Regions from separate parts of the Homo sapiens genome. Here region 1 is linked to region 2. Evidence: read pairs that join two places in POLR2A ChIA-PET (ENCODE). Cell type or tissue: endothelial cell of umbilical vein. All regions are shown on one strand. Each heading gives the region's core, and the rest is flanking DNA. Links, peaks and the distances in the headings are about the cores only. Region 1 holds the start of LINC01013 (long intergenic non-protein coding RNA 1013). Region 2 overlaps CCN2-AS1 (CCN2 antisense RNA 1).

The links. ChIA-PET counts read pairs that join two places held together with the same protein. Peaks named below come from ENCODE experiments on the same cell type or tissue, not always from the same donor. Only the 100,000 strongest peaks of a DNase experiment are listed, where the experiment ranks them.
Region 1: POLR2A ChIA-PET joins it to region 2 with 23 read pairs; 3 of 35 experiments call an interaction of 5 or more read pairs at or near these places.

What each region holds. Positions count from the first base shown.
Region 1 is chr6:132,127,395-132,138,607 of GRCh38, reverse strand. LINC01013 (long intergenic non-protein coding RNA 1013) reads right to left here and starts at 6,036. Exons shown (of 6, transcript NR_187602.1): 1 at 5,897-6,036; 2 at 4,125-4,336. RefSeq lists enhancers at 5,202-5,703, 5,472-6,671. In endothelial cell of umbilical vein, for the core only: no CTCF peak of the experiment used is centred there; DNase peaks (open chromatin) are centred at 4,667, 5,557, 5,987, 6,737 and 2 weaker places; H3K4me3 peaks cover 2,804 bases; H3K27ac peaks cover 6,110 bases.
Region 2 is chr6:132,057,464-132,068,676 of GRCh38, reverse strand. The region is part of intron 2 of CCN2-AS1 (CCN2 antisense RNA 1); the gene reads right to left. Among named protein-coding and RNA genes, the nearest start is that of MIR548AJ1, 52 kb to the left of the region's middle. In endothelial cell of umbilical vein, for the core only: no CTCF peak of the experiment used is centred there; DNase peaks (open chromatin) are centred at 4,766, 5,226, 5,826 and 7,906; H3K27ac peaks cover 6,918 bases.

The DNA.
Region 1 (11,213 bases), core at 1,615-9,614, 70 kb before region 2:
GAGAAGCAGAAGCTGTCATTTCCTTTTTAGCAGTAGTGGGCAATGTGGGGAATGGAACAGACAACAGATACGGGATTTTACAGCAGCTTCTGGGAAATTTGCTGAAAACCTGCCCCAGTGCCACAGCTGTGGCTGAGATCAAGAGTCATAGGGTAGTTTCTTATGATTCTTGCAACTTCCTGAATTCCTCAAAGGTTACAGTGGCTTTGTCTGGCCCTCACTCCTCAAATGGACTTTTTTGGTGCCTAATTCCCTATGTTTAAGTCTCCTCCTGTTTGAAGTCTCTAGTTGACTACTCTAGTTGATGAAATGAAACCTGTTTCAGGTGATGAGTGTTGAAAGCTTGTAAACAGGGATACATTCAAACAATGATGATACATTTGCTCAAAAGAGAATGATTATCTTAAAGATATCCTCCAAAGTAAAAAATTGATCAACAGAAAATGATATCTTAATAACAATAATCTAGATGTAAAGGATCTGTTAACAAAGATTAGGATATGGGCTTGGCAGACAAGTTGTCAAGTGGAAGAAGGTGTACTTCACAACTAGAGAAGGTCACTTAAAAACCCCACTTTTTAAAGGTATAACTGACAAAAAATAACAGCACATATTGAATGTATACAACTTTAGTTTGGAGATAAGTACACATCTGTGAAATCATCACCACAATCTATGCAATAAACTTATCCATTGTCTCCGAAAGTTTTCTCTCACCCTCTTTATTATTTGTGATAAGAACACTTAACATAAGATCTATCCTCTTACCAAATTTTTAAGTATATAATACAGTACTTGTAACTATAGACACTACACTATACAGTAGATCTCCAGGGCTTGTTCATTGTATATAACAGAAACTTTGTGCACTTGGAGCAATAACTTCCCATTTCTCTCACCACCCCCTCCAACTCCCGGTAACCATCATTCTATTCTCTATTACTATGAGTTTGACTATTTTAGATTCCACATATAACTTAAATCATACAATATTTGTCTTTCTGTGCCTGGCTTGTTTCACTAGCATGATGTCTTCCAGGTTCATCCATGTTGTCACCAAAGGCAGTATTACTTCTTTTCTAAGGTTAAATAATATTCCATTGTATATATATATCACATTTCTTTATCCATTCATCAGTCGATGGACATTTAGATTGATTACATGTCTTGGCTATTGTGAATAATGCCACAGTGAACGTGAGAGTTCAATTACCTTTTAGAGATCTTGCTTTCAATTCTTTTGGATCAATAACAGAAGTGGGATTGCTGAATCATATGATAGTTCTATTTTTAATTTATTGAGGAGCCTCCATGCTGTTTTGCATAGCGGCCGAAGCAGCTGCACCCATTTACATGCCCCCTAACAGTGTACAAGAGTTCTCTTCTCTCCAGATCCTCGCCAACACTTTTTATCTTTTGCTTTTTGGATAACAGCCATTCTAATGGGTGTGAGATTCATTGTGGTTTTCATTTGCATTTCTCTGATGACTAGTGATGTTGAACATCTTTTCATATGTCTCTTGGCCATTTGTAGAAAATGCTATTCTTGAATTCATTTTCAAAATATACATTGAAGTCTGTTTTTGTAAAACTTAACAATAATCATCAAATTAAAAACTAGATGTGTCAGTCTCAAATCATTTAATAATATTCAATCAAGAATAAAAAATTTAGAAAGCAAAACTCATTAGTTCTTTTATTTACTCAGCAATTATTTCTTGAAAAGCTGTAAGTGCTAAGCAGTACTTAGATGCTGGGGGAAGTAACAGAGAGCAAAAGATTTGAAGACAAATCCTTGCCTTCATGGAGCTTGGTTTTAGAGTTTGATATAGACAATAAAGATGTTAAGTACTAAGATGCTTATATAGTACTTTAAAAAGAAGATCATTATGGCTGGGTGCAGTGGCTTGCCTGTAATCCCAGCACTTTGGGAGGCCGAGGCGGGTGGATCACCTGAGGTCAGGAGTTTGAGACCAGCCTGACCAACATGGAGAAACCCCATCTCACCTAAAAATACAAAATTACCCAGGCATGGTGGCACATGCCTGTAATCCCAACTACTCAGGTGGCTGAGGCAGGAGAATCCCTTGAACCTGGGGGCAGAGATTGCGGTGAACCAAGATCATGCCATTGCACTCCAGACTGGGCGACAAGAGCAAAACTCCATCTCAAAAAAAAAAAAAAAAAGAAGAAGATCATTACTATGAAAGATAAAATGGATATGAGGAATTCTGGGGTGTTAAGTTTGCAATTTTAAATAGGACAGTCAAGGTAGGCCTTATTGAGAAAGTGATATTTGAGTCAAGACTTAAACTAAGCAAAATGCGAGCCATGGAGATAACAAAAACAAGATTTTTCCAGGCATTGGAAATTGTTTTTGCAAAGAAGCTGAGGCTGGGATGTGCCTGGCATGTTTGGGGAAGAACAAGGAAACCAGTGTTGCTTAGGTGCAGAGTTTCTGTGGAAGAAAAGAAAAAAAAACTCGGAGGAAATAACTTATTTAAGAGTTAAATTGAACAGTTAGCTAAATAGCAACAGAGGAAGATCTCAGTGTTTCCAGTTATTTGGCTTTTCTTTTTTTTTAACACCTTATTAATTTACTTAGCTAATGAATTAGCCAGGTAGGAAGGTAGGTGGGTGGGTAGGTAGGTAGGTAGATAGGTAGCTAGCTAGTTTTAAGGAGGTAATACATGCACACCGTATACAATTCCGAATTTCCAGTGGTCTGAAGGAGTGTGCACAGTGAAAAGTCAGCCTCTTTGATGCACTTACACAGTGTCTCCCTACCCACAAGGATCCAATGTCACTAGTTCTCCTATGTATCTTTCCAGAGACATTCCATGACTCTTTCTAATATTCACTGCCAATTGAGGCAATTTGGAAAAGCAGAGTGTGTCACTGAGATCTCGACAAAGTTCGCTTTCATAGACGCACCTGCATCTTTGTACAGTAATTACAGACCCCGAAAGAGGAGGTCAGCCCAGATGGTGCTCATTTCATATGGGTGGGGTGGGGCCTATCTTGTGAAGTCACCAAGTCACCTCATGAAGAAGTGACATGGGTGTGGCCACTATTTATTCTGACAGCTATTTTTGTTCTCATATCCAGAGGAAGATTCCGTGGCTGTCGTTTCTTGTCATTTTCCCCCAAGTATAAGGAGTGATTTCACTGCATGCATGAAAACAGGTGTAATGAAATTTAAAAAGAAATGGTAGGCAAAAATAAATAAATGCAATAATAAAGTGAATAATAAATGGAAAATTTCTGTGTTTCACCAATCAATATGGACCAGGGACAATGCGTTCTTTGTTTGATAAAAGTTAGAAATCCAAGTTTTTCCTCAAGTGCAGCCAAACTACATGTAATATATACTTTAGGCATTCGGGCATTTCCCTTATAGGTAAACAAACAGCAAGCCATAAAATCTTCTGTATTTCTTTGATGTTACAGACAGTCTTCTGTTTTATCATGGGCTGCAAGTCTGATTCTGTTCTGTGAGATGTCTTGCATAATTTTCTAGTAGTATCAAAAAAAAGTGCCATACAATCAGAGTCTACCTCTCCAACGATAGTAAGATAAAGGATGTTGATTTCTTCAGGAACATTCCTATGGCCCTAGCATTGTCATCACTCAACAGCCTGTCTCTATAATGACTACTATATTTTCTAAGACACCATCTCTGGAATTAAAGTGTATCTTTAGCTTTGTACTGGTGTTTCCAGTCCTTGAATTCCCCCAACTTGATTTTTCTTAGCCTAAAAAATGACCTAAATTTCCTTTTCTTTTATGTTCTACCTCTTTTTTGCCTCACCTAACACATGTAAACCACCATAAAAGTTGAGTAGTAGCTCTCCTGTTTTTCCCCTTAAGTTTTTTACTTACTCCAATACACATTTATTCTAGAAGGACATTTTGGTTCCAGCATATCCTCAAGTTAATGATATCATAATGTATGCTTCTGACTCAGTTTGAAAATCCAAATAGATTAATGACAGTAAAGACTTTTGAGAAAGTAAATAAATATATTAAGGATGCTTGAGAGACAAGTAATATAAATACAGTCCCCCAAAACAAGTAAAGAGAAAGCTGTGATTCAGTGATAGCAACTTTTACCTGATTCTTACCTTGTTCTCCCACTGTACTGCCTGCTCCAGGCTTCTTTTCCCAGCATAATCTATCCAGACCACTTGTGTTTAGTATCCAAGTGTAGCTCTCCTTTGTTCCAGGCTGAGGTCCAGGATATAAAGCTGATGCAGTCACAGGTTCTAGTGGGTTAAATAATACTTGGGCACTGCTGGATGCCAACTAGCACAGTTTTCTGGAGATGATGTCTTAACTGGAAGAATGGAATCCATTAGTTGGAATTTCAGTTGCTGACTGATCAGCAGAAGAAATATGTGGGATAAGAATGTCTTCTGCAGCCCCTTAAGTCAAACCAGATAGGAAACTGCCTCCTCAGACTGCACGAGGAGTCTACTGAAATTCTGATTTTCTTAAATGTACAGCAAAGAAGTTTAAAACACCAAAATAGGGCACAAGAGAGTTATTGTAATATTAGTATCAACTTTAGGTGAGAATTTAGTCATTAAATATAATTTACTTCCTATTTATTAAAAATGCTGGCTTCCTGAAGTCATTCATAAGGAAATGAATCTGTGAGGCATAACTTGTGATCACAGCGGGGGGGTGAGGAAGTCCTTCAGATGCAGCTTCGTGGGGAAAGCGTGAGGAACAACTCAACTGGCTTCCTATGTGAAATAGACAGATTTGTCTCTAAGACGTTTAAAAAAGAAGAAGAAATAATAATTTATAACTTAGAAATTAAAACTGTTGAATGCCTCATCTAAGATGAGGCAGCACTATCCATTTCAAGGATTATAAAATGAGAGAAGTATGATTTGTAGAAATGAAATAGAACTTTTTCTAAGGGAAGCTTATAAACTTGAGACTACATATCAGACAAGTTCACAAGTTTGGGGAAAAGGGGTACATGTGTAAGCCTCTCATGTTGGGCTAAGAAAAGGAAAAAGTTGTTGGGTCTTGAGTTTAATTTTTAAATGTTTTGGTGAGTAGAAATGAGCTCATATAAATAACATTTCCTCTTTTGTGCTTTGCCTAAACTATTCTTGTAAATTGTGATCTTTAGCCACACCAATCCCCAGAGTTCCTCAGATTTCTGCTTCAGTGCTGCTCATGTCATAAACAGAATTCTTATAAAAGCATTTTTAGAATGTAAAATCTGCAGTGGTCCAGAGATGAAGCTATGTTTTAAATAGACCTATATTATTAGTGAAAATATGGTGTAGTACAGCACACAGCACAGAGAGCCTGAGGGGTCCTGGTCCTAGGCCCAGCTCTTCTGCTGGCCATGTGGCAATGAATGCTTTGTGTCTCCGATTTTTCACTGGTGAAAGAAGAGGGATGAAATGAATGGCTCCTCAGTTATCTTCCAACACTGAGAATCTGCCTTTGTTATGTAAGAGTAGCCGGGCTTTCACTCAGGCCTGATCATGAATAACAATCTTAATAGTGGTGAGTAATGCACAGAGTCACTTTTCCACAACTAGGAGAATCTTGGGTCTTGAAGAAAACCTAGGAAATCATATCACCTTGTCCTCCATTGCCAGTGAGGGCTGCATCTTCATCCTTCAAATACGCTCTTTCAGGCTAATCTAAACAACTCTTCCCAAGGGGCAAACTTCACAACTTCTATGTCCTTAATGGCAGAAGTTCTTCCTTATGTTTGGTCTGAATCTCCCTGCTGAATTTGCAATTTATTTTCATTTGTCCTATCCTTAGCAGAGAGGGAGCACAACTGGGGCACACATTCAAGTGCTATCTATTATTAATCTGAGCCATAGTAAATTTGTTTGTACTAGAGTTTCTGGGGTCTTACATTGCATTCCAGTGAGATGATAGAACCTGATCCCTTGATGGAATGTTCTTTTTGAGGTCTAAAATGACTGAACGATAAAGGCTAACAGGCTGGCAGGAATCCTGAGCAGTTCTTGATAGTGGTCACAGGAAAGGGCATTGTTTCTTTGGCTGTCCAGTCTCCTAGCAACCTAGTGTACAGCGGCTCTTGACATAGGGCTCTCTGAAACCCCACATTTAGAACTATTAAACTATTTCTTCTAAAATTAAATATGTGCTCAGGCAACTGTATTTTAAAAATCTGATAAAAAGGTAATTTTTCCAATAGCACCTGGTGCTTAGTAGAGATAGGGAAAACTGATGAAAGGGAACATAATTATACCATCTAGCCCTACCCACTGCTTTCTGAAAGGTGAGCTCTTATTATGCCCATTTTACAGACAAGGCAGATGGACACACACTGAGAAACGAACAATGCTAACAATATCAACAGTTTAAGAGGGAAACGTTTAGGATTTGGAAAAGCAAATGAAAGCAGGTTTACCTTGCTGACACTCAAAAAGTAATAAGAGCTCCCTATTCACTTTCTGCCTCCTCCTAGTCATGTGGGTGTCCTGTGAGAGGCACAGAAGAGGAAAAAAGTGGTATTCCCTGGGGATGGACTTTCCCAGCCTCCTCCAGAGCAGTCCAGGTTTGTGAATCAATGCAGGAGGTGGGGGTGGGAGTGGGAGGGGTTGGCCAGGCAAGGCTTTCCCTTTACCCACACAGGCTGTGATTAAGAAGGCATCCATCTGTCAACAGAGGCTCTCAGCTGTATTTCCAGCCCAGCTTCCTCCCAACTGACTCATTCAGTGATGCCACAATCTAATGTTTATGACCTAACAGATGATCACCATGGAAGTAGCACAAACCTTGGACTGTTGAGGAGCAAAACCAGCGTAGAGGAGCTGGACCGTTTAGGAAAAGAAAAAATGAAGACCCTTATTCATAGAGACCACATGTTAAGACTGAACATCCCACTCCTCATGTGGGCATTTCCACCCATTACTAAAATTGATATTTGGATGCCTTCGTGCCTGTTGGAGAACCCAAATAAGGATTTCAGGTGACTGAGTACAAACAGATAGCATGGCATTTAGAAACAGACAGCAAGAAGTAGAAGGGAAAATGTGTGTGCAGCAATTTAACGAGGTTTGGATTACAAATTCAGTTTCCTTATCTTTTTGCCAGCATGTGGCAACAGTTCTAAAGGAGACAGAAAATGCATTGAATGCCAGGAGAAAGATGAAGATCCCCCCAAACTCAACTTTATAAACAGTCCTGGTGGAATATTCACAATGTGGAAGTCAGGATAAACTGGCTATTCCACCCGCCACTGCCCCCCAGGAAAAGAAAAGCCTAAATGAATAAGAAAGCCAACGGAAATAAGTGCTTTTTAGTAAAGATCATCGCATTTGGTGCTGTGAGTGGCAGGAAGCGTTGGCACAGACTTGGGAGCTACATGAGGACTCCGGTGGCGTGGTCAGGGTGAAGTGAGCCTGACTTCCTGGCCTGGCCTCCCCAGACTAATAATCAAAAAGAGCTGCCCTTCCCCAGCCCTAAACAGCCCTGTGTGAACACAGTGTCTCCTAGTAGTGCCTGTGGCTTACAAGTAATGTGAGAGTCTTTTTATAACTGTTGAGGTTTAACGTAAAAGGAAGCTCAGAATCAGCGGTAAAGGGAGGGGAATGTTGTGAACTACAGACCATCTGAAATGGGGAAAATCATAAATACCAGAGTGTCTGATTATTTGAATGTCTCTTGAAGTCAAATAATGAACCTTCTTCATGTTCTGCTTTTCTGGACTTGGCTCCCTCTGACAAATTTGCAGGCATCAGGGTCTGTCTGGAATTCCTTCCAAGTTGGAGGGATATTTTTTCCCTTGACATTTTGCAGCTGAGACAGCCGGAGCAGGAAGCTGAGGAGCGTAACATTACCAAATATGTCCTTTCTCCTGCCCGTAAGTTCTATTTCCACAGGAAAAGAAGGCAGATGCTGGCCAATGAGAACTGGCCAGTAGAAATGCAGCCACAGCAGGCGGCCTCTACTGGAAGTGAGGAAATTGATCAGATGCCATTTTTCACAAAAATGGAAACTGTTCTAGGTACCACCAATTAAAATTTGTGCTACGCTGGAGGAAGAAGTTTGACAGGTTCCTACAAGTTGCCCAGCTATTTCAGGGGAATTCTTTATCACTCTATTGGTCTCATTTTCTCAACACCCCTGGAGTGGGAATTAGAGAGTTGGCCTTGGCTGCTGACACACTGTGCTTTTGACCAGATCATTTCTCCTAGGATGTGGGGGAAGCTTCAGATGCTTTATTGCTAAAATGAAGGTTTGGATGTGATGAGCTCCCAGATCCCCTCTGGGTTACCAAGACTGTGGTCTCCAAGCTTCTTCAATCGTGTGTTTCAACCACTAAAATAAATCCAAATATTTGTCCAGATGCTTTTCTTTATGGGTCTAAGACACTAATCTCAAACTATCGTATCTACATGGTCTAGGAAAGAACATAAGTGAGCAAAATAGCTGCAGATTGCATACTCTTTGCTTGCATATTAAATACAGTCAGTTCTCCATATCCGCAGTTCCACACTAGCAGATTCAATTAACCTTGCATTGAAAATATTTTTGAAAACAATAATACAACAATAAAAAATAATACAATTAAAAAAATAAGATAGCCATTTACATGCCATTTACATTGTATTAGGTATTATAAGTAATCTAGAGGCGATTTAAAATATAGGGAGGATGCGTGTACCTTACATGCAAATACTACATTTATACAAGGAACTTGAACAATCTGTGTCTTAGAACCAATCCCTTCCTCAAACCTCACCCTTATCCCCACCCTGCTGATACCAAGGGCCTGCTGAATGTAAGAAAATTCTTTTTTTTTTTTTGAAACATAGTCTCACTCTGTCACCCAGGCTGGAGTGCAGTGGTGTGATCTCAGCTCACTGCAACCTCTGCCTCCTGGGTTCAAGAAATTCTCTGCCTCAGCCTCCTGAGTATCTGGGATTACAGGTGTCCACCACTACGCCCGGTTAATTTTTGTCTTTTTAGTAGAGACGGGGTTTCACCATCTTGGCCAGGCTGGTCTCGAACTCCTGACCTCGTGATCCACCCGCCTTGGCTTCCCAAAGAGCTGAGATTACAGGCATGAGCCACCGCACCTGGCCAGAAAATTCATTTTTTAAACATAATCTTCTTGTTTCATCTTTATTTATCCTACTTTTAAAAGAGAACGCTTACTGAGAAAGTTCTTTACTGAGGAAAATAACAACCTATGCATGTTTTAAATGGCCAGCAATGCTTAATGTTGAGTCAAGAACACTTTGGGGAATGGTAGAAATAGGAGTAATCTGGAGCATGGACACCCCATTGGTCCTAATGTGGAAACTGCTTCTCCAGTGGGTCACCTTCAAGCAGAAATGGAGGCCTACTGCTGTTCAATTGTGATTTTTCAAGAGAAATGGGAAACTCTATTTTAACGTGAAATTGAGTTAATTTCAAATATTTTGTCTCAAAAATTTTAGAGTCAAGATTTGAGGACAAGTGTATGATGGCAACGGGCCACACTCAGCCAATGAGTAGCTCCTTGGTGATCTCTGATCTAATATTCAGCTGATTTAGCTAGCCCTATAATTTTTTTGTGTGATAATATTGGAACTTTGCAGTCAGACCTCCATACTCCAGTCAGGGTAATTATGTATGTGTAAGGCAGAAAAACATGAAATATTTCATTAATATCACAGTGTTTTTCTTTGGAGCCACTTCTTGAATCTTCTTAAAGCTGCTCCATCAGACTAGTGATCTATGTTGTTCAGTCATGAAAGTAAGGAAAATATTCCATTGCTCTTGATATAGTTGTCACTTTTGCATATGAAAATCTCACAGAAAAAAATGTATTTTAAACAACATTAGATAAGATTGGCAAACTTTTTTTGTAAGGGTTCAAGCAGTAAATATTTAGGCTTTGTGGACCATATGGTCTCTGTTGCAACTGTGCGTGACTGTGCAAAATCAACCATAGACAATCCATACACCAATGGGCCTGGCTGAATTCCAATAAAACTTTATTTATGCAAACAGATTGTAGGCCAGATTTGGCCCACAGGCTGTAGTTTGCCAACTCCTGTATTAGATCATAAGCTCTTCTAAGTTGTAACCTGTACCTCATTCAACTCTGTATTTTCAGGCTACACAATCCTGGCACAGGGGAAGCACTCCATTAACATTTAAAAAAATAAATTGAAGGTTGTTGAACCTAGCAGTTTATGACAATCATAATTAACTTCCCATTTACATGATTGAAACTTATAGTAGTGTTTATAGGTTGTGTTCACTCTGAGACTTACATCAGCATTTGAACCTCCTCAGAGAGTTTGTGGCTTAATCTCACTGTTCAAAATGAGGGAAGGAGGTGCCCAACCAGACTCATGCAGCAACCTAATGGCTTGCTTACACCTCATTCTGAGACTGATGGATCAAAGATCAGGAGCCACAAAAGGACCCTCATGATTTTACAGAGAGGCTCCTTTACAAATCTTTACCTCCACTCTTCCTTTGACAATTTAAATGACCCCAAACCAAGCATCTATGGAGTCCTTACACTGCTGCACAATGGTTTTCAAAATGCTGGTTATGACACAGTGCACATATACTAAAACATTTCCCAAAGCAATCCTCATCCTTATGAAGGGTAATTCACTGGGATATTTTCCCTTTGCTTATATTTTATTTATTTTTTAGTGCTGATCATAACTCTCTAAATTGATTTTAGAGAAATTTTTCTAAGTAAAAATGAGATCAGAAGTCACCAAGCTGCTGTCCATTGGCTGGGTAGGGCCCTTGTCAGCATCCTATGCTTGGCTCTAAAATTTATGAGCCAAAGTTTTATTTTCAAAATGTCACTGGATGTGACATTTTGTTTGAAAACCAAAGAAGCAGGCTCAGTTCTGTCCTTTGGGGATTTACAATTAAACTGGAGACATAAGACACAGATATCCGATGTCTATGGAATACCTCCTGAGATCTGTTAGGAGACAGGTCATAGTATTTGTGCCACCTGGAGTTCTTCACTGGTGATAGCTGGCATTTTGACAATCATAGATAAGCAGTGTCATTGGTCTGGGCTGGAGCCTTGCACATGGAAACCTGTCTAAAGAAGAGAGAAAGAGAGAGAACTGAATTGGGATGAGGACCCACTTTAGAGAAAAAAAAAATCCAAGTAAAAAGGCATCAGAAATGGTTTTTTTTCACCCAATTGCATTCCCATGGTGAATGAGGAGAAC
Region 2 (11,213 bases), core at 2,061-10,060:
ACAATATCTCCAATTTTCTCTGAAGTATCTCTAAAATTCTTAAAAAACAAAACAGCTACACAGTGCATTTTAGATATTTTTTTTTCCTCCTAGCCTTCCTCCTGATTTCACTTGGATCTATGGGCAATATCTGATAAATTGGCTCCCACAAGTAACTTTAAATAATATTAAAAAATGAAATAGTTTATTTTATAAATAGGTCATTAAATATCTGCCATCATAATAGTGTATTATTAAATATTACTAACAACCAGATTTTTATTTTTACAAGAAGGCTTCTGTAAATTTACCCCAAATGTTATCTGTCTATGGCTCAGGTCATCCTTACATAAAGTATAATGTAAAAATAAAATTATTCCATTTTAATTTTTAAAATACTCTGAAGGGAGAAAATTGAAAACATAGACCACAGGCCCTAGGTCTCAAATATCTTCTCTTGACAATTTCATTTCCAAGTCCTTTCATCCTTTACCTGTTAATGAACTTTTGGATATCCATGTAATGGAGAGGAGTAATCATATCGAGCATTCAAAGTTCTGAATGCTTTGAGAACTGTAAACACTTAAGAGGCAAAGATATGGCTCTTTCTCTATTCAACACTGAAATTAATACATGAGTATTTAGACCTCAGTTTTACCTTCTACTTATGTTGTGATTGAAATATCCCTGGACTGAATTAAAATCAGTCTGCATTAATTAAATGACAACAAAATGTTGAGGGCCTTCGTCTTGGTGACAGGCATTGTATAGATGCATTTCCTTAAGCACCCAGAATCATGCCTGGTAGCACGCACAAATCATTCTAGGGTCCATTTACATTTACACACATTACTCACAAAGAATACAATGCATATATACTTTGGATCAGATAACCTACAGGACTAAAGATGTGTGATTTCAAACTGTGTTAGGAAGGGCCACCATGAGGGATCATCAAGTGCAAGCTAAACAAGATTGGTCTTTGGATCTCTTCTGAAGTCTGTAATGAGATTTCACTGATGCTGAAATAACGTTTTAAACCTCATGTTCCACTCAATATAGTTTTCTTGGAAAAGCATTATAAAAATACCACCTTCCAGTCTTACTTGCTTCTGTGTTTACGTAAACTGTTTTTATCCCAGTTTGTAACCAAGGCTGCACATAAAAGAAAGAAGGAAATCCATTATGAGTCTGAAACAGGAAATTCTACATGTGTTCTAAATCATCTAACTGTAGAAACAGCTACATCGTTACTGAGCAGCCACCACGGTAGCCCTGGGAGTGAACAAACATCTCTCTGGGGCCCTGATGCCTCACAGAAGAGACCTAGAGAGAGCAGCTCAGAGATGAGTTGCTGAAATTTGAAAATGTAATTGGGTTGTTTTTTTTTTAATTTAATGGGTTTTAATTTGGTCTGACAAATGTTTCTTTTCCAATTATGAATATAGAATTTGACAAACAAAAGCTCAAGCCAGGCATGGTGGCTCACACCTGTAATCCCAGCACTTTGGGAGGCCGAGGCGGGCGGATCATGAGGTTGAGAGATCGAGACCATCCTGGCCAACATGGTGAAACCCTGTCTCTACTAAAAATTCAATAGTTAGCTCGGCGTGGTGGTGTGTGCCTGTAATACCAGCTAGTCGGGAGGCTGAGGCAGGACAACCGCTTGAACCCGGGAGGCGGAGGTTGCAGTGAGCCGAGATCGTGCCACCGCACTCCAGCCTGGCGATAGAGCAAGACTCCATAAAAAAAAAAAAAAATTTACAAATCTTTGTTCAAATATGGTGTTTTTTTATTCTATGATTCTGCTCTTTAAAAATATGTAATGTATTTATAAATTTAGATTATAATATTAATATGAAATTGAATATTATAAGGATAGAGAAAAATATCCAGTAAAATACTTCTACAGTAGGATTAGCTAATGTAGAAAAGAATAGTCTTCACAAAGAAAAAGAGGTTTAAGATAAAAGAACAATGATTTGAACAGGAATATTAAGTGATTTTTAAATTAATTTTTTCATCATTCTTTTCTAGGTCATCTATAAATAGCATGTATAAATAACACTTAAAAGATTCTAATTAAATATGATGATCTAGCCCAATTTCCCCTCTAAATTTAGAAAGAAATATTCCACATGACAGCAGCTACCACCAATCAGTCGTCTTCCATCTTTGCAATCCCAGCACCCCACACTACAGCAATTTATTTCATCTCTGCCTCCCACTTGCCAAAACCAAGTGGTAGTCATTTTCCCATCTCAAAACTCCATGCACCTTTGTTCTCATCTCTCATCTAGTGTGTTGTGCTTTGTTTTTAAGCAAAGAATGAATTTGACCAAGAAACACAGAAACTCTACAGGGGTAAGAATACACTAACTGAAGGGTCTACATAAAAAGATCTGGGCTACACCATCTATTAGTCTTTTGCTCAGATATGTGGAAGACCCATACTGACATATGGGTCACCATAAGGAAGGATGGATGGTATAAGGAAGATGGCCAGCTGTTGCCACAATAATTAAGTAGACTCTGTCTACTATTTTCTATTAAACACTTCACCTCAGCAAAAGCAGCAAGATTGAAGCCTTATTTCTAAATAAGATCAGTTCTAGGCAAAAAACAAAAACAAAAAACAAAAAAAAAAACAGTGGTCAAAATCGTGGTCTTCTGCCATTTTTTTGTCTGTGTCTCCTTTCTCCAGTCAACCCTTCACCATAATCACACCACCACAAGGGTCTCTCACTGGGTACCCCTTGAAGATCATCATATCCAGCCAGAAGTCCACTTCCCCAAACCTTCCCTGCATCCTCTCTACACTCACTGAACTCTAAACCGCTGCCTCATGGGCAACTTGTTTGTTAATTTGATAAAAAGAACTTCAGGTGAAAGCTTGCTAAAGATGAGCTCATGTTTTGTCCATTCATAGTAACATACCATACCCACTCACAAGGTGTAATCCAGATGAGTGACTCATTGTATGTGGGCTTCGAATTACATGATAAGAACATATATTTTTAGCAATTTAAAGTCTTACTGTAGTATGATCTATAGTTTCTATAATTCAGTCCTTTTAAACAAGAGCCCAAAGGCCATTACTGCTCCTTCTGCTGCTCTCCAAGGAGCAGGAGCATTTAGTGTAAAAGGGAGACCTGCTTAGGCTCTACCTACTCAGATGTGGGATAAAGACCAGAACCATACAGAATGGCTACACAAAGATTTTGCCAATACTTCAGGAAATGAAAAAATGACAAGGGCAAAAATTGTTGAATCCCAACTCAGTAAGATCTAAAATCTTTAAAATGAGTTTGCAAAACTTTTGTGCAACACATGGAAGAATCTATTTCAGAAGACTTCTAGAACAATTAAGAAGGACGGTCAGGAAAAGATTACCTATTGGAGCAACTTTTTAATACCAGTAAATTTAGTTTGCCTTAGTAGCAGATGCCTTCACGACCTTATACGAATTGTGATATTTAAGTGAATGAACATACACACCATTTTTATTGCTGTTCCTACAAACTTCTACTTTGTTTTAAGTTCTCAGTCTTACCATCCGTAGTTTTATACACCACAGTCCTTTTCACAAGCGTGCCACAGCCACACAGGTTTAGGGAAGATTACTTATTTCCAGACAGGTCTATATCCCAGCCCCACCTAATCACTCCACTCAGCAAATACCTGGACTGTCTACGTGAAGTCTAGACGGGCTTCCAAGGGGCAGCTGAGAAAATGCAAAATTGCTCTCAGTTAGCATGCTGCAACTAAACCCACCATCTTCCTCCCTGGCTTATGAAAAAAATGCCCTTTCTCCAACTGTATACCATTCCTCACTCTTAAAATATTTTGTTTTTTGTTAAGTAGGAGAAGAAATACAACCTATTCTTAATAATTAAATGTGAGTATTGTGCTATTACATTTTCCAGGCAGATCTACAAACATTCCACCCTTTCATTTTTCTGAACAACACTATTAAGTTAGATATTATTCTTATTTTATAAGTGAGCCTTCCATCCCGCAGCTAGAGTTGAGGTTAGGGTCGGGCCTTCAGATTCAGTGCCTTTTCCATTATGTTCTTCCGCTCTCCCTTATTGAAATGTTTGTTGCTCTGTACATATTTTGCTATATAAGTTTTAATTACAACATCTGAATAGTAGGAAGGCACTCTGTTTCTTTTTTTACAGCACATAGCATAGTTTTAACTAATATTTCTAAATAAAATGTGTATTTGCCAAAATCAGTGACATATTTCTTTTAGATAAGAAATATTTCTATAGATTAGCCAGTGAAATTCATTAACAAGTTTTCAAGCAAAGGAAGCAAAAAAGAAAGTGGACCTTTTCAGTGCTATCCAGAGGCAAGGACATAGTCTGTCTTAACTCTTTTGATCTTCATGGCAACACCATGAGTGAGTTATTATATTTTATACATGAGAAACCTGAGTTTCAAAGAAGTGTCTTACCCAATTCACGAAATACGTGGCGGAAATGGGATTTAAACTTAAGTCTCTCTGACTCCAAAGCTCATAGCCTTCCCACTAAGCCATCATACCTTTCTACAGGGTGGCCTCTCTGGTAAACTCTACGAGAAGGAAATTTACTTTGCACAAAAAATTCAGTCTAAGCCTATCCTGATTAAAAGGTCGTGGTCTGTCCCTGTTCAGACAGTAAATTCCAGACAAAGTGCATGTGCACTGAGCACTAACTGTGTGTTTCATCCTGGAGATTCTCTGCAATAACAAGAGTTCCTTTGGGGAAAGTTCAGTTCTTTAGCCACCCTGGCACAGTCTGGGATGACTCAGGTCAGACTACAAAGGCTCCAAACAATCCCTTCTAAACAAGATCTTAAGAATGTCAATGACTAAGGTACAATTGTTCTCAGATGACCTTGGGTGGGGGCCATGATCACTCACAGTATGAAAAATTAAGTGATATGAGATGGGGAAAGTTAAGGTGAGGAGTTTTACTGCTTTCAGGATCCAAAAAGAAATTTTTAAAATGTGCCAACAGACTACAGCATAACCTGATAAATAGCAATCCTCTCTCAAATCTTACTTTTTCCTCTTTTGTTGAAGAAAATGGAAGATAAGACTTGAGTGAAGTTACCCTCTAAAGCCCTACAGGAAGTGTTTATTTTGTCTTATGTATAAAACCATAACTAGTATCCAAAAGAACTTGATGTCCCTGTTAAGAATGAAAAAGACCACGGTAAACAGCTGGCGGGAGCTGATAGCATGTCGCACCATGTGCATTCTTTACCAGCCCCTTGAATTGCTCATTTCAAAAAGGAGAAAACATTTCCTGCCTCAGTGCATAACAGGGAAAGGCGAATGGTCTGGAATGACCTCACAAGATTTAAGCAGTTTGCCAAAGAACTTAAACAGAATTTGCTCAAAGCTTCGATCAACTGAACATTTGCCATACTATTTCAAAAATGTCTGCATTCACAAGAAAGAAATGTCTGCATTCAGAAGAAAGAAAAATCCTCACCATGAGACATATTCTCAGTAAGAAATCATTACAACCACTGAAAATGTTTTCATTGTTAATATGTACAAGTGATAATATCAGAATTTTTGGTGTTTCTTCAATTTCCCTTACTCCTATCCAACTATAACTTTGTGAAAGCAAAGACTATAATTTACTAATGTATGGGTTCTTTGTAGAATTTAACATATTTATGCATTTACTCCCTCAACAAACAATTGTGCTTAACATTGTACAAACACTGGAGATACAAAGACATTTGATGTATAGATCAAATGTTTCTTGAGCATTTGCTGTGTTTCTGGCACTGAGCTAGAAAATGGGCTTATAACTGTGAACTAGACAGTCAACTGTCCTATCTTCATGGAGCTATCAGTCCAGTTCAGTGGGTCATAATCCTGGCTGTGAATCAGAATCACCAGGGAGCTTTTTAAATAGACCGCTGACCGTGCCTGACCTAACACCAATTAAATCAAAGTCAAGACATGATTACAATATACTATGATAAACGTAATGATTGAGAAAAATAAAGAGATATTTTGAGAGCACATAGAAAGTACATACAACCCAGATTCAGGGCTAAGTAGAATGTTTTAAATAATGATTTATCAGTTAGCCTAGGAAATAAAGGGAAGTAAGGGAGATGGAAGCGTTCTGGACAAAAGGTGTATGAGATTCAAAGGCAGAGAGGCCCATTTCTGGGGTAGTACAGTGATGTCACTGCTTCTGATGTCATATAGCATGCAAGGAGAGAAAGACCACCAAAGAGACAGGATAAGTATGTAGGGGCCAGAGCAAGAAAACCCCAGATTCTCATACTGAGGAGGAGGTATTTATTCCTGAAATAATTAAAGCTTTGGAGGAAATTTAAACAAGAAATGTATGTGATACGACCCATTATTTTACTTTCTTTACCCTCAGGCCACGGACACGTATATTTTGCAGATCTAGAAGCAATAATACAGTAATCCCAAATTGAATCATCTCTTAATCCCTGAAGAAAATCAATCATTTGATCCGCTAAAGCGATCTGTCATTATTCCACTTAAATTCATGCCCGGCTTTTTCTGTTTCCCTTCCAGCAAAATCAATCATTTGTCTTGCTCCTAAGACTTTCTCAAGCCCAATCCCTGAGTGATGCTGGGGACACTTAACACCCTTGTTCCCAGGAAGAGGAGAAAGCACTGGGGTATGGAAAGCATAATTTGAGCTTTGTGCACAGTCCTCCAGTGGAAAGGGAAACTAAGTATCCCAAAGTTGTTTTTAAAGCATTTTGTCAGCTTGCTTACCTGATAAGGCAAGAAAGTGGATCATTTATTTTCCTGGGAAATTATGGTAATTTAAACTTTTTCTTCAGAGTGTCCTATAATTGCCTTCTGGGTTTCATGAAGCCCAAAACATGTTTTTGTTATTTATATCCCCTTATTTTTCCCCACTATTCATAAAGCAGTGAAAAACAGTTCTTACAAATAAGGGAAAATTCAAGTACAGTACCTGCTTGTGTGACTCAATATTTTAATTTGATTTAAAAATCAATAATTTATTTTAACTAAATGACAGACATTTTATTCCTATGTACAAAGAACTCAGAAATTCCACCCTACCTCCCACATCCCGTTTGGTCACAAGAGAGATAATGGCTGCATTGACAAGAACTATTTCCAGTTCCTGTCAAGGGTCATTTCAGAAAGAAAGCTCAAGCAAAAGCCTCACACTATTATTTTTATTTTAGAACATTTAAAAATAAATAACCAGTTATTGGTCTCAAGGGTCTTCCTGTTTCTGCAAATGAAAACCTTGGGAGAAAGTAGTTTTATGCTGGTGAAGCATCAGGTTGGTCAGATTAAAAGGGACCAAAGAGAACAGCCCAAACCCAAATCCTATTCCTCTGGAGCTACAAGTGAGATGCTGGGTTTTTTTCCCATTCGGTTTTCCTAGTGGCCTTATGGGGTCAATCATATGAGATGAATACTCACATGAGACAAATTTAGGTTTTAATTTCCTTTTAAGAGGAGCCAGACAACAGCATGCCACATCTTTTGACATCAGTACTAATAGCAGATACGAGTTGATGCCTTACTCTGTTCTAGGCACCATGCCACATGTTTTACATACCTCTTTTTATTTAGCTTATACAATAAACCCATCCCAAGACCCTTATGTACATCCCACTGATAGGAAAAGAGACACAGCCAATAAATGGCACAAAAGAGATTAGAATCCGTTTTTTAGACACAAAATTGAAAGCTCACAACCACTATGTATTTGTTTCTCTGTCATTAAACTGATTTTCCATGCAAATCATTGTCGTTCAGTATTCATATGATGCATATGTGACAAAGGCCCCAAGTAATGAACTGCTGCTCTCTGACTCATTACATACACATTTATGGTCTTTAGCTATGTATCACAAAGCTGCGGAACAGTATTTACATCTTCAGTGAGGCTCCAGCAGTTAACCATGAGCCAGCTGCAGGTCACCTGGCCTTACAAAACAATTCAAAGTTATATGCTCGTGTAGCTCTTTCCAGCCAGGAAATGGAAATAGAGTATTATTGATGGTATATTTGTTTTAGATTTGTTAGCCCTGAGATAGATTAATTGTCTGCTGAAATATTTATTCTTTTCTTCCTTGATAGTATCATTCCTGCTACTCTTGATACAGTCAGCATATTACCACTGAAAATTACTTTTTGTTCTCTTAATTCTACCTTCTGCTATTCTAACCCAGTGGTTAAAAATAAAAAAAAAAAAGTAAAAAACAAAACTGTCATTTTTTCATTCTATTGTTCATTCTGACATTTCTAGTTCAAGTCAATGTTGGCAATCATTCTTAATAGCCTCAATAATAACCCTTATTCAAGGATTTGAGAAAACAATGTGTGGAATCAGAGGAGCAATGTGTGGTATAGGGGGAGCAGTCTGTATTTTAGAGTAAGACTGGTTTAAACACTGGTGCCTATGCTTAACCTCTACAGTCCATGAGATTCTTATTTGTAAAACTTGAAAATTACTGCTTACTATGAAGAGTTGTTAAAAGGATTAAATATAAGGTATCTGAGGGCCAATAATTTTACATGTTTAAAATAAATGACACTTTATAAATGACAATACTTACAGTCCTATCCTTAAAGGCTGTTTTAAAACTATTTTCTTTTAAGAAATAGATTTTAAAAATTAAACAATGTCAAATACATTAGTGTCCAGTACAATAATAAAATCCTTTTAAGCAGGAACCTTAAGTGATAGCTTTATCTCTGCCATATTCATCTAGTCCAGTCCTGATAAACATCACAAGGAATAAGTGGGTAGGGTATAGAGTTTTAAAAATATAATTAAGAGCCTCCTTTTATGAAAATGTTTCTGTGACTATGAATTCCATGAAGATACTTTTTAAAACTTCATTTTTTTCTTACATCATTTCTGACTATTGTGTGTAAAATCTTTTACATCATCGTCATGAGAGTGCCAGCAAATGTTCATGAACATCACAGCGGGCTCGACTATGAACTTCTGGGTGAAGAGGCATCATGGTATCGTGGTCATGACACATGAATGGAAATCACACTTGAGTCTGAATTCTAGCTCTGACATATAAAGTGGTTTGATCTTCCTGAACTGTTTCCTTATCCATATGCTGTAAATATGATAGCTATAGTTGCCAGTATTAAGGACAATGATGCTGATGAAGGTGTACACATAGTAGGTGCTCAATAAATGTGTTTTTTCCTCTAATCTCTCTATTTGTCTTGACATACCTATTATTTGCACTTATTAGGTTAATTTGATTGAATCAATATTGTATAAATATATGAGATAAAAACACTTTACAAAATCCAGCTAAGCACAATAACCTTTTATTATAGGTAAGAAAATATGCCTCTTCTCACTTCATTTTCCAACTGGTCTATGAGTGCAGATATGCACACATGCATCTGTGGACACACGTCACAGACACATGCTGACATGCAAATTGCTTAATCTTGTTCCAGTTAATAACAAAAAGCAGAGCCTGGCAGCAGCACTGCAAACACACTTTTGTTTAGTGCTCCCCAGTGCCCCAGATAGCTGAGTGAAATACTTTATGGTTTAGTTGTTGCTGGACAGCAAAGCCATTTCGAGTGTTGCAGTGGGAACTGCAGTTTTCCAGTGGACATATAATCAGCCATGTCAGAAAATAAGAAGCCCTTATCTAACTCACAATTCAAAAGATATTGTGATATCCTCCTGAGGTCAATATCTGGTTACATGATTCCCAACAGAAATATAAAATTCTTATGATTAAGAATGATTAAGAAAGCAATGTACAATGTAGAAGAATCGCCAGATTTCATAGGCCACTCCAGACCCATTCTGCTTTCTGTGGGAAAAAACAAAAACAAAGTAAATTCTTTTATATCTTTCTCAGACAGGAAACTTCATGATGAGAAAGTTAAAAAAAAATTGTAAGGAAAAAGCAAAACAAGAAATTTCAGTGATGCAACTTATTTATTCTTAAAGCTATTTCCCTGATCTACCGTTACACTGGAAACCATTAGCAGGTGCCTTAAATTTCCAACAGTTTTGAATGTGTGAATCTTGTTAGGTTGCCAAATAATTAACTTTGTTTATTAATTACCAGTTTCAGGATCTTTAGCAATAAATTTTGCTGGTAATGAAGAACCCCTTACTACACACATGCACACACACACACACACACACACACACACACACACCCCTGGGGGACCTTTTACAGCATGAGGCTATTAATAGGCAGATAGCCTCTGTTTTATGAGACTCTGCCACCAAATTGATGATGCTGACCCACTGCTCTTTCATATTACGCTAGTAAATACTTGAAATGGAAATCTTGGGATCATAGATGAAACATCACAAGGTAAAAACATTGCAAGGTTAAAAACTTCATGTGTCTCAATTAGAAATTATTCTGCTTGGTTGATATTTTCCATTTGAAACTTTTTTTTAAGGAGTCCTGGTTTCTCTGAGGTTTTGCTCAGGAGGCTAAAATGTTATGTCTAACAGTAAGCTGCTTTAATTCTTCTTCCTTTCTGTTTCACAGTTGAAACAGAGAATTTGCATTGTGAGGCATATCCCGGCCTTCCCCTGAAGATAAACAAAATGTTGAATCCTCCAAAAGTTGACTATGTGATCTATGCCACTGGAGGCAAACTATAAGTAATATATTACATGTTGAATCTGCTTAAGAGAGAACTAAAAGTATAATTGAACAGCTTGAGAGGTTGTTTAAAAGTATTGTTTATTCCCTAATGAAAATTTAGCCCAGGCCACAAGTCATTATTACTCCAAAGATCAAGGACTTGAAGATTAAGCCCCACTTTTGCTGACAGAGGTCTTCTCACAGCAGAATCGAGAATGTTGGTGGGGAAGTCTACACAGTAATTTCCTATACTGCAAATAACTCAGTAGAGAAACAGTTTGTCCCAACAAGATCACCATTACATTTTTTAAGAAGAGCAAAAAATATTAATAAAATAGTTAATAAAAATGGAGTGCCTCAGATTATCAGGATTGTTTGAGAAACTTGATCGTGTAATATTTTACATAAAGAGTCAGTTTGCATTTTGGGGGCCTTTTCAAAGACTGAATTCATTTTCCCTTTATTTCATGTCATGCCACCCTATCTTTATTTAAGGTACTTAACCAAACTTTATCTCATTCATCACTTCAGAGAGCAGCAATTGGGGCTGGGCTCAGCTGAGGAGTTCTGGTCAGAGCTAGACTCACTTA